2 separate regions of the Mus musculus genome follow, and region 2 is linked to region 1. Evidence: chromatin loops called from intact Hi-C (ENCODE). Cell type or tissue: left cerebral cortex. All regions are shown on one strand.

Region 1 (5,000 bases):
TGTTTTGGAGGTAGACTCAGGGACTAGAGAGATGGCTCATCAGTTAAGAGCACGAGCTCGGGCTGCTCTTCCAGAGGACCTGGGTTCAATTCCTAGCACTCACATAGCAGCCCACAACTGTGTGTAACTAACTCCAGTCCTAGAGGATAGGCACTAGAGCGGCCGTGGGCACTGCATGAACATGGTGTACAGACATACATTCAGGGAAACTCATAAAGATATAGTACATTTAAAAAAATTAATTCAAAATCAAGTTCAAGGTCTGTCTAAGCTACCTGAGACCCTGCCTCAAACAAACAAGTCCCTGAACTGAGCCTGCCTGCCTACCAGTAATCCTGAATTTAGAGAGTTAAGACAAAAGGGAGGACTTTAAGTTTGAGGCCAGCCTGGGTCACATACTGAGACCCTGTCTCAAATAAATAAACTGTCTGTTTCTGTTTGCCTTCTGCTTCCTCTCTGAATCTCCAACTCTCTCCTCTGTGGTCCATTCCCTAAAGAGCCTATTCAACTCTTCAGGTGTTTGGTACTGAAGGAGAAAGGCTTTTCTATAGTAACCACAGCAGGTGCAAGTGTTTCATAACAAATTACTGTAAAGTGCCTATTATAACACTATTACCACACTCCACAATTACCTGTCTTTTGGGGAGCTATAGTCACAACCCTGAAAGCCATCAGAGCACCCGGCCAGAAGTCAGCCTGCTCCTTCCTCAGCAGGCTGGTTAAATTAGGGTCCCAGCTCTCTCCTTGTTCCAATCCAGGGCCAAAGGAAGGCACTCCTTAGCTTCCTGTGTCTGCCCCTCACTACAGGATTCCGGGCGCTGAGCTCCCTCTGGCTCAGTGGTCTGACTCCATATCACAGTGACTCTCCTGCACAGGACTATATCCTGTGTGGTTAAGAGACTTACCCTGGGCTCCATCTACTCCCAACTCCATCCTTGGGGAGGAAAGTGGGAGAAGTAAACTTCAACGTACCCCACTTTCCACCACGACAAATCCCGACTAGAGCCGCCTGGACTCCCCCACCCCAGCGTACACACTCGGTCTCACACGCGCGTACTCACTCACAGCCGCCCGGGAGCTCCGGCACAGCGCAGGGCCGGGCTCTGCCCAGTTTCTGCAAGTTTCTTCGGCCCTGAAGTTAGCCCGACCCGGGAAAGAGCTGTGGATCGCTTCCTGCGCGGGTCCCCAGGGCCCCGCTGAAGCGTCCCCAGCGCCGCCTGCGAGGAGCCCCGGCTTGCGCCTGCAGTCTCCTCGTCGCCCCCGCGCGTACCCTCCCGGGTCTCCCCCGAGGTCGCCCGCACTCCGGCGCCCAGCCCTACCTCTCTACGGGCGTCGGCTCCGCGGGTTCTGGGGCGCAACTCGCGGTCGCCCGGGGCAGGGGCGGCGGGGGCCTGGGGCGCCATGGCCCGCTGCCCTCCGCGCCTTTGTCCGCGCGGCCTCCCCCGGCCGCCGCGAGCCCCTCGGGTCCCCGCCGCGCGCGCTCCCGTCCGGTCCCCGCCGCCTCCGGCCTCGGAGGCGTGCTGCGTCTCCTCTGGCCTCCCGCGCGCGCGGCCCCTTCCTCTGCCCTGGGCTGCGCCGCGACCGTCTGCAGTGACGCGCGCCCCCTCCTCCCGACCCATCCCGCGGCTCCAGTGAGCTAATCCGCAGCTGGCGGGCGCCCGGCCGGTTGCCACAGCAACCACTCTCCCAGGGCCCGCCGCCGAGGGGAGCCACGGTAAACAGGACCTTCTGCCGCACTCACTCGCCCCCTCGCCTTTCGAGGGGTGGGGGAGACGGTGGCTTAACCTTTTCTGTGCTGAAGATCGCCGAACCGGTTCTCTGCTACCCCGACTGAGGTCCATTCTTGAGATGCGCTTAGCCAGGGGCCGAGAACCAGATTTAGACAGCACCAAAGCCGTAGCCACACTCCCTGCCCTTGCTTTGTTTCTGAGCAGTTAGGGTGGACGCCTCAGGCAGAATTGGGCTCCACATTTGCCCCCAAGCAACTGACAGTCATGAGATAGGCCTTCGAGGCCCAGTTTGCCCATAAGCAACAACTCACAGTCATGAGACAAGCTATTTGGACCCAAGGGTCCATATTTGCCCCTAAGCAACTCAGGAGCCTGGGCCATAAGGATCCAGGGGCCCACCTCCCTACAGAAGGGTACAGAATGGGTCCCAAGCCCTGGTCAGGAAAAGTGATCAGAGAACTGGCTTTCTACAGCACACCGGTCCCACGGTCCCACGGTTCCACGGTCCCACGGTCCCACGTACACAGGGTGCAGTCAAAGCACTCACACAGGAGGTTTTTAAGACAGTAGGATTGCCAAATTGGGGGGCTGGTGAGATGGCTCAGTGGGTAAGAGCACCCGACTGCTCTTCCAAAGGTCCAGAGTTCAAATCCCAGCAACCACATGGTGGCTCACAACCATCCGTAATGAGATCTGACTCCCTCTTCTGGAGTGTCTGAAGACAGCTACAGTGTACTTACATATAATAAATAAATAAATCTTAAAAAAAAAAAAAAAAAAAGGATTGCCAAATTGGAGTCCACTTGAAAATGCTGTGGGGGCCTTAAGGGAGCCAACACAGGCTGGGGCATTCTCTGGGGCTTTGGTGACCAGCGATAGTGAATCAGTTATAGAAGGTGGAGAAACAGGGCAAGAAAAGACAGCCTGAAAAGAGGGAAGAGTGTGACTGGTGTTGTGGGGGTGTCACATTATGGTATTTGGGGGACCCTTAAGTGGGAGGGAATAAGGATCGATGGGTAGGCCTGGAGGGATTCAAGTGGCCTGGGCAGAATTTGAATATTATGCTAAAGGCAAAGGGGTCCAAGCAGAGAAACACCAGATGCTAAGTGCTCAGGCCTGACAGTGACAATTTATCTGCCCTGAGGGTAGGTGCCAGCCAGTCTCCTTCCTGGCTATTAGAGACCTTCAAGAGTAGCCTAATGGCCTAAAGCTTAGGTTGGGGTGGCCAGTTGGGGGTGGGATAGGTACAGACCCAGAGTCTTACAACTTCACAAAGTGGGTCCTCAGAAGAAAACTAGAGCTTCATATAAAGAGGAAACCAGGCGAGGCATGTCTGTAACCCAACACTCAGGAGACTGAGGCAGGAGATCTCTAGTCTGTGTGCAGGGGGTGAGGTATGGTAATGAGAGTGGACTTCAGACACCAGGGAACTGGGACTTAAAGTTCCAGGCGAAACAAAGTTGCATGTCCTTCATAGTTGAGGGGTTTGCTCATTGCAGGAGATCGTTGAGGCCTTCCTAAATTCTTCATGCCACACCCGTTTCAATGAAGCACTGTAGACTCTCAGAACAGACATTTGCCAAGTGTAAGCTTTTTTTTTTTTAAAGTGTTAGCATTCAAAGTATTGCTTTGTTTGCATCTTTCTAAGTTCTCCCTTTCTAAATAAAGATCAAAGGCTTGGCTTCTTGGGGGTTAATTAGTCCCAGGGCCACAGGGTACCCCACAGCATCAAACTGGCAAAGTTCAATGGGAACTGGGCCAAGAGCCCAGCTGGCTGCCTCCCCCAGCCCAAAGCACATAAGAGCCTAGGAGCCTTTGAGTGTCTGGCTTTCAGATAGCCAGTCGCATCTTAGGTGGACATGACAAAGCACGGGCTGAGGACTCAGTCCTTTGACAATTCCCAGGCCACAGTTTTATCACATGGAATACTGCACTCTAGCTCTCCTTAGGAAACCACATCTCTGCCTGACCTGTGGGTCAGAGTTTGATGAATGTTACTGGGCCCTTTCCATCCCAGTCTCCTCACTTTCATTGCTCTGTCATCCTATGGCTCTGTCACCATGACCCAGAGCCACTCATTGTCCTCTCCCCATATTCTCTGTGTGGCCTGTGCTGGCTTGTGTGCAGTTTTTTTTTTTTCAGCTGTTGGTACTTTTGGTCCCACCCAAACCCTGGTGAGTCTCACCAGACGCTACCATGCCTCCCCCCTGCCCCCACAGGTGCTCTGTGTTGGGGATACTCCAAAGCACACATCCCTTTCTCTCCCTGTCTGTCCTCAAACTTTCTCCAGTTTGGAAAATGAGAGCTAAGGTAGGCATAAAGTCAGCTTTCTGTGTCTACAGGAATGTGGCTTCACCATCTCCCCAGATACCAAATATGTTTGGATGTTCAAGTTCATTGTAAAAAAAAAAAAAGTTCTGCATTTGTATATATCCTACATGAATTCTTCCACACTCTTAAATTCATCTCTAGATTATTATTAATTACTTCTCTCTACTCCAATAATAAATAATTTATAGTTATAAATTTATTTATTTATCTTTTTATAAAGAATTTATTTATTATATGTAAATACATTGTAGCTGTCTTTAGATACCAGAAGAGGGCGTCATATGTTACTACGGATGGTTGTGAGCCACCATGTGGTTGCTGGGATTTGAACTCAGGACCTCCTGAAGAGCAGTTAGTGCTCTTACCTGCTGAGCCATCTCACCAGCCCCATCTATTTATTTTTTTGTAAATTTTTTGAAACTGTGTCTCATATCTTTGGTCCCCAGTTTTCTATGTAGCTAAGAAGGACTTTGAACTCCTGACCCCTCACCTCCCCCTCCCAGGTACTAGAACTGCAGATGTGTGCCACTGTGCCTGACTTTAGACTCTAATGTTTAGGAGATAATAACAAGAGGAAAAAAAAAAAGACTATACATGCCTTACATGGTGGTATCCATCTCTAATCTCAGCACTAGGTAGACTGAGGCAGGAAGATCATGAGTTTAGTGCCAGCCTGAGCTACATAAATCTCCCAGGAACCCCTACCACACATTTTCAGCTGTATGTATATCTCAGGATATTTTCCACCAACCACTGGCTGAGTCCAAGATTTTAGAGCACACAGACACAGAATCCACAGGTGTGAAGTGCTGACTGTATGCTCTGGTTCAAGAAGGGAAAGGTAAGGATGAGACAAGGGGACAGAGATGACTTCTTATAAGCTTTTAATTCTGCTTTCTCTAAACATCACAGCATTGGACCTCTTCAGAGCAGCTGTTG
Region 2 (5,000 bases), 69 kb before region 1:
GTGTCTTTCTGTCTGTGTGTGTCTGTGTGTGTGTCTCTCTGTGTGTCTGTGTGTCTGTGTGTCTGTGTGTGTCTGTGTGTGCACGTGTGTGTCTGTATGTGTGTGCGTGCGTGTATGTGTGTCCGTGTGTGTGTGTCTGTGTGTCTGTGTGATATGAGACAGGTTAGCCCTGAACTCAGGAGCTTCTTGCCCATCGTCTTTACTTCTTTGGTACTAGGATTGCAGGTGCATATTCCCAGGGCTAGCCTTATCTGTGGTCTTAACTCCCTGGTCACCCTACCCCCACCTGCTCCTTCCCCAGCACCACAGGTGACATCTGAGGAACTGGCTCTCTGGGAAGCTCTGGCTGAGCGAAAGGCAGCGTACTAACCAGCAGTCTTCGGCAGTAACCGAACCTTCTGCTCCCGTCTTCTCCAGTTAAGACAAACGAGAATGTTTCACTGTGGTTGTGGAAACAAAAACAGGTTACAAAATGTGACAAACCCCAAAGGGACACCCCCTACTGGAGTGATGACGTGGAAGTAAGCAATGGGGAACGGCAGGAGAGGCCGCTCAGGCTCCTTGCTCAGACTGCCCATCTCTTTTTGAGACTTGGGTCACCCAAGTAAATGTCAAGGAGGCGGATTGGAAATGTCCAGGGAGGAAATGACTGCCCCACAATTCTGTCACCTGAGGTATCCTAGGGCTTAGACACAGCTATTATTCACTACTGTGACTACAGAGAGGGGCAAGGATGGCTGCTTGTCTCCATTCGTGGAAGGTGAGGATGTGACTCAGGAGGGAACAGCTGAGGAGAGAACAGGTCTGGGCCTTTCTCAGGACCTTTCTGCAGTGTGGTTCTCTCACAGGAATGTTCACACACAGCCACCCTGAGGCTTGCCTTTCAGACTGCAGGCCAGCAGCGAGTCTCAGTACTCAGCATATGAGCCTAATGAGTTGGGCGACTGCTGACGGCTAACACTGGCTCTAAAGCAGAAATGTGAACAGATCCCAATCCTAGCAGCAGCTAGAGAAGCCACTGGAAGGCTTCCCGAGCCCTGTGTGGGTGAGGACGGATGACGGCTGCTTTCCTAACTTCTCCCAGGTTAGGATTGTATCCGGGAGGTCTGAAACACACACAGCTCCAGACTGTGTGGAGGCTTCACAAACGCCCACTTAGAAGGGCACCTTTTGTCTCAGGGAAGTTTTAAAAACCCACAGGGGAAATCTCTAGGCTGGTACCCATCAGGATTGCTTAACTCCTGAGTTACAACCTCTGTACCTCTGACATCCAACTCTCAAACCCTGGATGTGGATGGGGCTGTTGGAACCGCTTACCTGGTAAACTCCTGGACAGGAGCCCAGTCCTTAGCATCGGGGAAGCAGAACTGGGGGATAGCCTTCAGCTGGTCCTCAGCCTCTCTCATGAACTTGAATGACTTTTCTAACTGCAGAGAGAAAGATGGGAGAGGGTCACAGACTAAACCCCAATAAGGGACAAAGAGGTAAAGTCTCTGTGTTCCCTTCTCTGGCTATGACTACAATTCAGCCACTTTTGGGGAAGGGTTTGAAGCCTATCTGTGGGCTGTTTTCCCGGAGACAATCCAACTGTAGTTTGAGAGGGCAATCAGGAGACAGGCAATCACGTGCTGCAGAGCGACGTTCTGATTAATATTCTGGAATACAGGCTTCTAGGCAGTGAAGAAGTCACCGTGGCCGTCCCTTCCAAAGGGTGCTTGTGGATCTGGGAGGTGTGCTGGCCACAGCTCTTCTGACCGCCAAGTGTGGTAATAATCAGTGACTATGAACAGCAAGATCACAATGCACCTTGAAACCAACTGGTCCCCCGGCGTCACTGAACGTGGAGCTGGAAGGGAGCTTAGACGTCAGGAGGCCTACACTCTCATTTCAGAAGGAAGGAAACATGCCCTGTGATGATGGTAATGATTTGTCCTGGTCACACAGTGAGTTTAGAGTGTGGAGGGAAGGTGGCCGCGACGGCTGGTGGCTCTGCCTCCAGCACTCAGCACAGAATCCCAGGCAGTATAGAATGGGAAGGATGAGGATCAACTGAAGTCTAATTTAGAAATTATAGTTAATGTCATGAAGACTGGGCATGGTCATGCATCCATCAATAGGAATCCGTTTTCATTTTATAGGTTTTTTTTGTTTTGTTTTGTTTTTATTCTTATTTATTTACTTTTATGTATATGTGTGTGCACCTGGATGTGTTTATGTGCACTACATTTGTGAAGGTGTTCTTGGAGGTCAGAGGGCATTGGATCCTACGGAGCTGTTGTGAACCACCTGATATGGGGGCTGGGAACTGGATGAAGTACCCCTCACAGAGTAGTAGTAAGTGCTCTTAACCAAGCCATCTCTCCAGACCCCTGTTTTGCTTTTTTTGAGCCGGGGTCTCAGTATGTAGTTCAGGCTGGTTTTAAACTCACAAAGATTCTCCTGCCTCAGTCTCAAGTGCTAGGATTACAGATGTGAGCAACCACACGTGGCTTAATGAAATATTATTACTGTGACAATGTGGACTCCCAACCTTGAATAAAGGGTCTATTGGAATGTGGGATAAAACTCATTTTTTAAAAGTGTATAAAAAAGTCTGGGTATGGTGATGCACCACTTTAATCTCATCACTGGAGGGGCAGGGGCAGGAAGATCTCTGAGTTTGAGGCCAGCCTGGTCTACACGGCAAGTCCCAGGTAATCAGGATGAAACAGAGATCCTGTCTCACCATGCACACATGGACCCAGGCAAACAAGCACTATCCAAAAAACCCCCGAACAACAAAATCATCAAAAATAATCTAAATAAAAAGGTCCAAGTCTGGGCTATAGAGAAGACTCTGTCTTGGGGCTAGAGAGATGGTGCAGCTGTTAAGAGCAGTCTGGTCTTCCTGAGTTCCATTTCTACCAACAACATGGTGGCTCACAACCATCTATACTGGGATCTGATGCCCTCTTCTGGCACGTAGGCACACATGCAGACAGAGCACTCATATACATTAACAAATAAAATCTTAGAGAGAGAGAGACAGAGAGACAGAGAGACAGAGAGACAGACACAGAGAGAGAGAGACACACACACACACACACACACAGACAGACAGACACACACAGAGAGAGACACACACACACACACAGAGAGAGAGAGAGAGAGAGAGAGAGAGAGAAAGAATGAATCTTAAAACAAAACAAAAAGAGCTGGAGGCTTGGCCCAGTGGTTAAGAGCACTGACTGCTCTTCCGGAGGTCCTGAGTTCAATTCCCAGCAACCATATGGTGGCTCACAACCATGTAATGGGATCTGATGCCCTCTTCTCATGTGTCTGAAGACAGCTACAGTGTACTCATATACTTAAACTAATAAATCTTAAACAAAAACAAAACAAGGAGGCCCAGAATGATCCAGAATGAAAAAAATAAAACAGATTTACATAAGAAATATCAGGAGCCAGATACACTTCCAACAGTGAAAGACTAGTTAAACAAAGGAGGGCTCCCTACATACATACATACAAAGGAGGGCCTTCTACATTAGAGAACTTCAAAAACATATGCTTCAGAATTTGAACTAAATGTGTTTTAAAATAATATGCTCACAAGCATATCTGTGCATGGACCATGCTATGAAAACCATAGCTATGACTGCAGAATAACAATAGAGGAAACACAGTATGAAGAAGGACTAGAAGCAGAAACAACAGTGTGCTAGCCGTGGGTGACTCTTGCAGATTGTGGGTGACTGTTTTCTTTGTCTTCTTGAATTAGCTCTGTTTTCAATAGTGACTTATATCCCCTAAAAGGTTTTTTTTTAGTGGGAGTCTGAGTCTAAAGGCTCCAGGCAGCAAATGGCAAGCATTTAGCAGCTCTAATGACTAAGTAATTAATTCATGACTTAATGCCTTTGTTCTGGTACCCCAATTAAGTGTTACCATGTGTACAGCAATGTGCCGAGCCCTGAGGGCAATGCAGAATGACAAGCTGGTCCTCACGCCTTGGCGCCTACTGGGGCTCTCAACTGGGCTATAAGTATGAGCCTGTCTCACATGGATCCACTGGGCAACACCCCAGAACCCAGACAGCCATGCACTAGGGGTTTCAGGAGCGTGTTCCTTAAAGGTGTTGAAGGAAGAGGGTAGGCTCTTGTACGGAGGACACATGCCCATGGTTACTTCCATTTATACCATTGTTCAGAACTTAAAGACTATGCTAGCCCTTTATGATGAAAGAAGGCTGGCTGGGGAAGAACACAAGCAGGCAGGCAGGAAGACAGACAGGCAGACAGCCAGGCAGGGAAACAGGCAGGCAGGCAGGCAGGCAGGCAGGCAGGCAGGCAGGCAGGCAGGCAGGCAGGGAAACAGCCAGGCAGGGAAACAGGCAGCCAGGCAGGCAGGCAGACAGCCAGGCAGCAGGGTCCAGACCTTGTAGGATCTTGCATAAAGTAACAGCCACAGAAGCTCAGCATGAACCAAGCTGAGCTCCGTCTCCTCCCTTTCTCTGGCGCTCTGGTTTGTACGATGACTGTCATATGCCATCTCCTGACAGCTCTGGTGCAAAAACTCATTCTTTTAGCTTACTTCTGTTACCTTCTGAAAGGGCAGGAAACCCACTCTATTTATCTTTCTAATCATTTTGGGACCAAGCAGAAAATTGATAGAATGTCTGGATGTAAGTTCTGGTTGGATTGAATTAGAGTACAGTAGACACTTTAATGCAAGAGTCCCTCTGGCAACACTGGCTACATTGTGTAGGCTTTATTAAGTGCCCTTTATTTTAGGTGCCATGAAATTATCAGTGGTGTAAGCCACAACAGGGCAGGGCTTTCCCCCAACACGTAGAGAAGCAGGATACATGCAAAGATTTAGCTCAAACATAAATGTGATGGCACTTAGGAGTTGTTGTGGCTTATGAAGAAAATGCTGAGTCAGGCTGGATAAGGAGCCTGCAGAATGACAGAGATGATCAGCACTGTGACCATAGGGGTATAGGAAGTTTCATTTGTTTTGTT

What was found. Hi-C counts contacts between places; a loop is a spot of excess contacts. Peaks named below come from ENCODE experiments on the same cell type or tissue, not always from the same donor. Only the 100,000 strongest peaks of a DNase experiment are listed, where the experiment ranks them.
Region 2: it touches region 1 in a loop (2.8-fold over the local background); 3 of 42 quality-filtered maps call a loop at or near these places.

Annotation. Positions count from the first base shown.
Region 1 is chr6:39,556,256-39,561,255 of GRCm38, forward strand. Dennd2a (DENN/MADD domain containing 2A) reads right to left here and starts at 1,579. Exons shown (of 19, transcript NM_172477.4): 1 at 1,320-1,579. In left cerebral cortex, CTCF peaks have their summits at 2,381 and 2,580; DNase peaks (open chromatin) are centred at 1,057 and 1,658; H3K4me3 peaks cover 1,938 bases; H3K27ac peaks cover 1,742 bases.
Region 2 is chr6:39,487,450-39,492,449 of GRCm38, forward strand. It overlaps Dennd2a (DENN/MADD domain containing 2A), which reads right to left. Exons shown (of 19, transcript NM_172477.4): 9 at 1,318-1,427; 10 at 371-440. All of the region lies in intron 1 of Gm52860 (a long non-coding RNA gene), which reads left to right. Among named protein-coding and RNA genes, the nearest start is that of Gm52860, 20 kb to the left of the region's middle. In left cerebral cortex, a CTCF peak has its summit at 2,953 (motif pointing left); a DNase peak (open chromatin) is centred at 1,060.